Regions from separate parts of the Homo sapiens genome. Here region 1 is linked to region 2. A link is a contact called in ENCODE Hi-C or POLR2A ChIA-PET data. All regions are on one chromosome and are shown on one strand. Each heading gives the region's core, a stretch centred on a gene start or an enhancer-like site at or near the end of the contact. The rest is flanking DNA. Distances are from core to core; before and after follow the strand shown. Region 1 holds the start of PGGT1B (protein geranylgeranyltransferase type I subunit beta). Region 2 holds the start of TRIM36 (tripartite motif containing 36).

Region 1 (4,366 bases), core at 149-2,648, 93 kb after region 2:
ACTGGGTACTTGAAATGTGGTGGCTACTACCAAAAGAATCACTTAATTTTTAATTTGATTTAATTAATTCAAATCAAAATAGCCAAATGTGGCTAGTGGCTACCAGATTGGACAGGGCAGCCCAGTCCTAAGTATAGAGGTAAACAAGATAGACGAAAATGTTACCTTTGTGAAGTTTATAATCCAGTGTAATAGAAAGACATTAAACAAATAAACCAATACATACGTAATGTGAGGTGGTCATTGGAAGTGGTCCCTTTAGGAAGGGTGTTTAAGGAAGGCCTCTCTAAAGATATCTGGATTATGTACATGCCTGTCTATATACTCCTATGAACACTACACTAACATATAGCACAGAACTCTATACAAATGCTTGTCTTGTTCAGCTGTACTCTGGCACCTACCATAATGTGGTTCTTGACCAAGTGTGCAGAAGTAATCTGCAAAGCTCCCCAAACTGATCCGGTCATGCAGTGTTCAAAATACACCAGCAACTCAGAATTTGGAAAACGTGGGGAAAGAACACAGCAAAAACAAGCCGCTCTTTCCTCCCATCCAGTCTCAAGCAGCTTTTGAGCTTCACTTCAAAACACAGCAATGCGGAGCAAAGATTGCCTTCTCCTTTCTTTCTTCTCATCCCCAGCTTTTACTGTAAATGAAGTCGCTTAGTCTCTGCCGCACCACACTCTTCAGCTATTGCGATACTTTTAACAGGCTGCTTCACGCAACACCACACCTCTTTCGCCTACCATTAGATTTATAGTTCCCACAAAGTTTCTAAGACCTTAGAGGTTCTCTGCCGCTCCTACACATAAAACACCATACAGACACTCTATTAAGAGTTAATGACTTTAGAGAGGACAAGGATGCACAGAAGTATTCATCTAAAAATACGACGACAAACTTTGTCCTTTTCCTTTTACACTCGGAAGTAATGAGGCAAAGTGACAGGCTATGGGAGCGGGTAAAAAAGCAGCTCAGAGTTGCCAGAAGAAAAGGGAAGTGAAAAAGCCGGAAACTGGAGATGCCACAGCCCTCGACCTACAGCCTTCCAGACCTTCCCACCGTACGGCGGGAGAGTGGGGGTAACCTCAAGCCCACTTGAAACCAGTCAGTGCCAACTGGGCGGCCGCGCAGCCCCCTTCCGGCGCCCAGTTTGCGGTCCGACTCCGCCGCGCCTTTCCGCTGGAGCCCGGGCCTTGTGCCAGCCTGGCTGACTGTGCCACGAGTTACCTGCTTGTCTCGAGTGAAGAATAGCGCTCCGGCAAAACCTGGAGGCAGCGCTGGAAAAATCGCACGTGCCGATCCCGTAAGAAATCCAGCCGCTCTCCCTCACCGCTCCCTGCTAGCCTCTCATCCTCAGTGGCCGCCATGCTGCTCCGGAAGCGACGTCCGCCGCGACCCGGAATCAGTGCCCGCGGAGAGAAAGAACCCTCCTGTGCTGAACCACAGGGTGCCGGGTGAGGGGACCTGCGCCCGCCGCAGACTAAGCCAGTATTTGAAACCGCTATCATCTGGGTCCTGTGCAGCACTTCCTCTCTCCGATATCTCCCTAGCTAGCGCATGACCCTACCTTTTCTACTCAAAGCCCTCGAGGCTTGTAAACACCTCGCAGGCCTTGTGAAAATCAAGTCCACAAATCCCTCCGTCAGAATTTTTATCTTGGGAAGCGCAAGGTCAAAAGCATCAAGTACGCTTTGAGACAATTCTGGCTCTGTAGAACCTGAGGATGGTATATCTGAAAACGAGGATGGATCAGTATAAACTTGCTAACAGATTCATTTTTGGAGGGCCAGTTTTAAGCCGAACGGTTAGGGAAACAGAAAAACAAACCAGTGGAGATAAATGTTTATTGACACTACAAAAGCTCAGAGACTTTCCTAATCTTAATCCTTTCTGGATACCAGGAATCACTTAAAAATCTGTGTATAATGCCCCCAAACATATACAACATGCATATTCATACCTATATATGACTGCTTGCGTCATTCTTTTACAAATCTTACAGATTTTACTTTGCTTGAGTCGACGTGTTATCAAGAATCAATGGTGCATCAATCTGCAACAGCAAAATAAGCTCAATATCTTCTCCAATTACCTGCATTCTAAAAAATTTAAACATGCTTCTAGTTCTTTTTTCCAAAAATAGGGATTTAAGTTGTTTAGCCGGTATACTATGCCCTTTAAACTTTCATGAGGCATTCCTGAGTAGCGGGTGGGGGGATCCACCCAATAATATAACTAAACTAGGTTCCCTGTGATCAACTTAGCTAATAAAATTTTGGGTTTAATTTTGTTAGCTTTCTTAGAAAATGTAATTCTTATACTCTATGGGCTGGGGTAATCTTACACTTATTCAACAATCCAAAGTGCTCTGAATAATTTTTGGTACTATTAACTACTTATTCACAGGTATTCCTGCATGTCTTTACAAAATGCCGCATTTAACAGCCACAGACGGATTCTAGGCTGTCCTCGGTACTTCCCTACAAATACGGAGCTCACAGTCCTTGCCCTTCAGGTGTGCCCAGTCTGGAGTTTCCACTGTTATTAAAATTAAGATCTCTCACTTAGCACACATACCCCCAAATGCCTGAAGATTTTTAAAGTGGAGTCTTATACACATTTAACTTACTGGAATCAGCTATGGACACTCTATACATTCTCAGAAAATTAATTCTAATAAACATGGCCCTTAAGTTAGGGAAGCCAAATGTTTCATCTGATTCTCAGCTCAAGGACTAGCAATCTGATCCAAATCTAGAGGAAAAATTTGCAATGTGGGACTCATTCAGAGATAATACAGAATGCCTCCTAGGTCGGTAAAAGGCTTTCCATGAGTGATTTTATCCCTACAAGATTTTTGGCATGTGCATAACAGAATGGGAATGATAGAACATCTATATAATTGAGTGTTATTTAGCCATTACATGATAATGTTTGAATTAGGTAGAAATGTACGAAAATGTGTAATGCAATTATAGCATAGTAATTAATATGTACTGTATGACTGTAACAATTTAAAAATATGTAGGTATGTTTTTTGAAAAAGTTACCCTGGAATTATGGGTACTTTATAACATTTCTTCTTTAGTGTTTTTTCTATGTTTCTTATTAATGTAGTTTTTTTGTTTCCAGGCTTACTTCATTTTATTTTTCTTGTACAACCCGATGTTGTAGCCACCGCTGGAGCCTGGGTCCTCTGCACGGAGACTCTGGTGTGGGTCTTGAGGAGGTGGTCAGTGAATTCCTGATAGGGAGACTTGGTGAATACAGTCTCCTTCCAGAGGTCAGGGTTCAGCCTGCTGTAGACCTTAGAGATGGCATAAAAAATGACCATGACGAAGTTGCCCAGGATGGCAGTGCAGCCCCTGGCTGAGGTGTAGCAGTCATTGATAGCTGCCATCAGCAGCAGCTTCTTGGCCATGGGGGCCGAGACGATGCCAGTGCTCCTGGGCGCAGGGATGACCCGCGCCAGCACAGAGCCGTGGCAGCCTGTCACCTTGCAAGGGATGGTGTGGGGCTTGCCGATCTTGTTCCCCCAGTAGCCTCTGCGCATGGGCACAACGGAGAGCTTGGCCAGGATGATGGCCCCGCAGATGGCAGTGGCCACCTCCTTGGAGCACTTAACACCCAGATCAGTGTGGCCACTGTCCCTGATGGCAACAAACGCCTTGAACCTGGTGTTCTGGCCGGTGCAGGTCTGCTTCTGCACTGGCACGTCTTCAAAACCTCCTTCTTGAGAGAGGCCCCAGGAAAAAGTCAATGATCACAGACTCCTTGATGGGCAGAGAGAAGAGATAGATCTACTCCAGGGACTTAATCTTCATGTCCTTGACCAGGCAGCCCAGCTTGGTGACAACCATCTACTCCTTGTCCTTGGTCTTGCCTCCACGAGCTCTGCAGCTGGCCCCGGCCCCGTCCATGGCCGCGACACGAGTTCCCCATCCCAGGGCCGGCTGAGACCCCAGTTCCCCATCCCAGAGCCCCCCGGGCCTCCGGGCCTCCCAGGTCCCCCGCTGCACCGGCATCATCCGCGATTTGGTGTTTTCTCAGAGAAAAAGCTAATGTACTTTTTAAACCAGTATAAGAAATATTTATTTGACATCTTGTTTATGAACCTGTAACTTCTATGAAGTCTGTAACTGAAGATATTTGTTTATCTTACATCTTTTATATAAAGGATCTATATAATAAATTCATCATTTATTTCAGATTCAGCTAGAAAAACTGATTTCTTCAGAGGAACTTCCATACTTTTCTTTATTTAAAAAAAAAATAAAAAAACAAAGCCATAAGAATCACATCATCCAGAATGCTTACCTTGGATACAGGAATTTGAAAGCTGCATTTCGGTGCAACAAAA
Region 2 (4,498 bases), core at 1,756-4,255:
ACCTGGACCTGCCTGCCCCGCCACAGCCACCATGCCTGGCTGTGCACACTGTACCCCGCGCTCGCTCACTCATGCACCCCTTGCTGCTCTGCACCTGGCTTGCCGTTGGCAGCCGTGGGATCTGGGCCAGTAGTGAAAACCAAGCACAGCCTGCTGGGTCAAGTGGGCAGAACAAGCCCAGTGGGCCTGAGCAAAACTTGGGCAAAGGCAACACTTGCCACAGAGGTTTCTGGCTGGTGAAGCGACACCCTAAGGATCCTGTGATACCGAGGCTGCACACAGCAGCAGGGCCCTGGGCCCACTCCACTAAAACATTTTTCTCTCCTAGGCCTCCAGGCCTGTGATGGGGCTCTCTTCATTAATGCACCTGTTTGGCCCTGCCAAACGGAGGGACTGCTGCCAAGATCTCTGACATGTCCTGGAGACATTTTACCCATAGTCTTGGCAATTAACATTTGAGTCTTTTTTACTTAAGCAAATTTCTGCAGCTAGCTTGAATCCCTCCCCAGAAAATAGGTTTTTCCTTTCTACTCCATGGTAAGGCTGCAAATTTTCCAAACTTTTACGCTCCGCTTCATCTCTCTCAAGTTCAAAGCTTCACAAATCTCTAGGACAGGGGCAAAACACTGCCAGTCTCTTTGCTAAAGCATAGCAAGAGTCACCTTCACTCCAGTTTCCGACAAGTTCCTCATCTCCATCTGAGACCACCTTGGCCTGCACTTCTTTGTCCATACCACTAGCAGAATTTTGGTCAAAACCATTCAACAAGTCTCTAGGAAGTTCCAAACTTTCCCACATCTTCCTGTCTTCTTCTGAGCCCTCCAAACTGTTCCAATCTCTGCCTGTTATTCAGTTCCAAAGTCACTTCCACATTGTTGGGTATCTTTACAGCAGTGCCCACTACCTTGGTACCAATTCTCTGTGTTAGTCCCTTTTCACAGTGTTATAAAGAAATACCCAAGAGTGGCTAATTTATAAAGAAAAGAGATTTAATTGACTCACAGTTCTGCATGGCTGGAGAGGCCTCAGGAAACTTACAAATATGGCAGGAAGGGAAGCAAGCACGTTTTACATGGCAGCAGGCGAGAGGGAGTAAGAACAGAGAATACTGCCTTATAAAACCATCAGATATTGGGAGAATTCACTATCACGAAAACAGCATGGGGGAAACCACTCCCACGATCCAATCACCTCCCACCAGGTCTCTCCCTCAACACCTGGGGATTACAATTCAAGATGAGATTTGGGTGTGGACACAAAGCCTAACCATAACAGAATATTAAAAGAATGTAGGGGACCCTTTAAAAAGGTGTATAAGCACCACTACAACTGCTCTCAATACTACAGCCTTTCATTATTTTAAGTGAGAAGCATTTTAGACTCATCACAACTAAAAAAGTTTGATGACCTCATACCAGTTTCCCCATCATTTCTCTACGTAGTTTTTTCCATGTATCCCAGACTTCATATCTATGAATCCTATAGTCAGCATCCCTGCAATTTTAAAGACAGCCCAACTTCAAAGTACTTATAACCTTGTACAATCATTTCAGCTACTAGAAATACACAGAAAATTAAAATTGACTTAACTAAATGTAATGAAATTTTAAAATGTATGCTAACCTATTCTCCCTAAAGTGACACCAAGTGCTTCAATAATCTCTGACAATTTAACTGCATTAGAGCCAACTGGTTTTATCATTGTCAGTGGGTGTTTCGATGCAGTCTCTTGCTGCATCACTCAAATATGTGATGAAGAGCCATATCACCTCCCAACTGTTCACAGATTTGGAAATAAGATAACTAAACCTCACAATTCACATCAAAGAATACAGAATATTCACATCCTATCTCATTTCACAAAGGGTTTGGCACCTAATTCAAAAGAAAATCTTGTCCGGGATATCCAAAATAGGTTCTTACATTCCATTTTATGTATAAATATGGTCAGTTCAGGTTTACTTGTCACTGGGGGAGGATCTAAAATCATTTCCATTTTCTTGTACATAAAGCAGTGTCTTGAATCTGACTTTTTAATCACAATGGACATAAAGTATTTCTTACCCAAGAGAAAATTTAGTTCATCTGTCATTGAGGGAGAAACAAACTGATTAAGTGTGATGTGGCGGCTCCCTCAATTAAGCAGTTCCTCGAGAAACTTCGGAAGAATTGCACATTCGACACCTTTAAACAAAAACACTTGTAGGCTGACAGCTGCCGGGGCCCCGGCCCGCCCCCCGCGGGCAGGCGAAGCCGGGGAGGAGCCTCTGGCCCAGGCGGCGGCAGCCGGCCGGGCCCGCGGGGGTCAAGACGCCTAGACAAAGGGCGGCCCCGCAAGCGCGAGGGACGCGCCCCAGCTTTCTGCCCGCACCCGACTCCCAAACGCTAATTAATTCTACAGCCTGAGCTCCATTAGAGAGACCCTCCATGATTCCCCCGAGGTGCTCAGGTGGGCAACCATCGGATTTGCGCTCTTCTCCGGCCCAGGGGACCCCACGTCCGGCTCTCGGGGATAGAAAGGGGACGCCCCGGATTGCGGAACCTAGCCCCGGGCGGGAGAAGGCGAAGAGGAAGCGGGATCCCCACACGCCTGCCTTTGCTCTCCCGGGAGGAGGCTCCCTCCGGGCTCCCGGCGGAGGAAAGAGAAAGAGCCGCGGTCGGCACACCGCCCTCGAGGTGGGGGCGGCGGTCCCCTCCGCACTCACCGGCGAATCTGAGCCATCGCCCTCCATGGCTGCCTTCTGCCAGGTGTCATCAGCGGCACGTTCCACTCACACCGGCTACCGAGCGCAGGGTCTGGTGGGCGGGTCCCTGCGGCGGCCGTGGAGCCTCGGTCCGAAGCTGGAAGATGAGCTGGTCAGCTGTACGTGGCCAGCGGACCGACGCGGGGAGAAGTAAGCCGGGGCAGGCAAAAGCACAGGCGCGGGAGAAGCGAGCTTTGCTCCCAGCGACTACCCCGGGAATCCCGCCCAGCTGCCGGCTGCAGCAGCGGCTCCTGCGGACTGCGGCTGGGAACGGCGCCGCGCAGAGACCTGGGCGGGGCACCGCGGGGCGTGGACAGGGCGTGGCCTGGTCGTTGCCCAGGCAACAGCGCCAGTCGCACAAAAGAGGCGGGGCCGCCTGGGGCTGGTAGGCCGGGTGTCTGAGTGGTAGGCTGAGCGGGACTCGGCTGGGCGTGGGTGTGGCACGCGGTTGGGACTCGGCGCCCTCCGCCGCCACCTTCCCCCTACGCATCAGCCCCTCCCTCCCACCCGGGTAGTCGCCCGTCGCCCTATGCCAGGCTGGGGGGCTCTGAGGAACGGAAGTGAGGGCAGCGGGGAGCGGTGGGCGGGTGCCGAGGGCGGCGCCGGGGCGGGGAGGCTCCGCTGCAGCAGAGCAGCCGGCTGCAGCCCTGGCCCCTGGCCCCTGGCCCTGCGCTGCCATTCCGCCCTTCAGTTTGCTCTCACTGCGCTTTCTTCACTCGCGGTTCGAAGCCCCGCTTCCAGGCTCGGCACAGGACGGTGCGGGCGAGGGCGAGCCTAAGCCACCTTCCCTGAATGGCCGCGGCGAGCACGGCAGAGCTGCGCGAGGCGACCAGAGTGAGACCCCGCCCGCCCTCTCCGCGGTCCCTAGCCAGGCGCGGCCTGGGGTTCCCTGGCCCCGCCCGGCTTGTCCCAGTTCTCTTCTGGCTTCACTTGCTGGGTGAACTTAATAGTCCCTGACTGGGCACCGAGCAGTCATATCCCGCTTTCTGCTTCTATACCCCCAAGTCGCGATGTCACCGCACGTTCTTGCCCAGTAGCGCGGGGACCGCCTGCAGGGTGGAGATTCCTCTCCCGGATGCTGGCCAGGGACTGAAGTTAAAAGGCCGCGGCAAGGGAGAGACCCCCCGCCACCCGGGCCTACGCTTTCCTTCCTGAGGGCCAGGACAGAGGGTCCTGAGCGGCTCCGGCACCCCCGCACCCCCGCGGGGAGTGCTGCTGAACGTTAAGGCGCGCGCCAGCTCAAGGACTGGCGGCGCACATTTCACCTGCCACGGCCCAAGTGTGTTTCTGGTGTTGTTTTCAGGACACACGGAGAACAAATTAATTTAGGATTATTAGATCACGCACTGCCTTTCTGGCTAGCTAAACAATTCATTCCTATGTATTAGGCTTTAAGAACAGATGCCCTAAATTGCTGGGTAAGTAGGGACTACAGAGCTGTAGCGAGACATCTCGTTTAGGTTTTAAAATGCTTCCCACTTTTATTTCCTGTTTGGGAGAAGTCTGTCGCTGTGGCAAGTTCCGTCGTCTTCCCACAGCCCTGTCTGCAGCGGTAGCCTCGTCTCCAATCCGGCATCTAAATAAGGAGTGTAGAATTAAAAACACTGAGGGACTATAGCAATTTTCTCTAATGGAATACCCTCCATTTACAGATGAGGTGAACAGAGGACGAAAGCTTTGCCAGGTAATAATGCCTGGGCTGTTCTGATCCGGATTAATGCCCGTTGCGTGGCCGCAGGTGCTAGACTTGGGAA

Evidence for each region. Hi-C counts contacts between places; a loop is a spot of excess contacts on that map. ChIA-PET counts read pairs that join two places held with the same protein, here RNA polymerase II (POLR2A). Pooled maps may share reads with other maps.
Region 1: a loop to region 2 is called in a map of CD8-positive, alpha-beta T cell, with 16 times the contacts of the local background. The contact joins the promoter of PGGT1B here to the promoter of TRIM36 in region 2. A Hi-C loop is called at or near these places in 7 of 168 maps with a recorded cell type or tissue (B cell, CD14-positive monocyte, CD4-positive, alpha-beta T cell and 4 more), 12 of 37 single-sample maps with no recorded cell type and 21 of 50 pooled maps. POLR2A ChIA-PET finds 5 or more read pairs at or near these places in 11 of 52 experiments (H1, HepG2, PC-3 and 6 more).

Annotation. Positions count from the first base shown.
Region 1 is chr5:115,261,479-115,265,844 of GRCh38, forward strand. PGGT1B (protein geranylgeranyltransferase type I subunit beta) reads right to left here and starts at 1,399. Exons shown (of 9, transcript NM_005023.4): 1 at 1,234-1,399. The coding sequence starts at 1,373. It also overlaps the pseudogene RPS2P26. RefSeq lists enhancers at 1,258-1,437, 1,468-1,517.
Region 2 is chr5:115,166,903-115,171,400 of GRCh38, forward strand. It overlaps TRIM36 (tripartite motif containing 36), which reads right to left and starts at 3,006. Exons shown (of 10, transcript NM_001300759.2): 1 at 2,706-3,006. The coding sequence starts at 2,732. RefSeq lists silencers at 2,182-2,271, 3,002-3,421.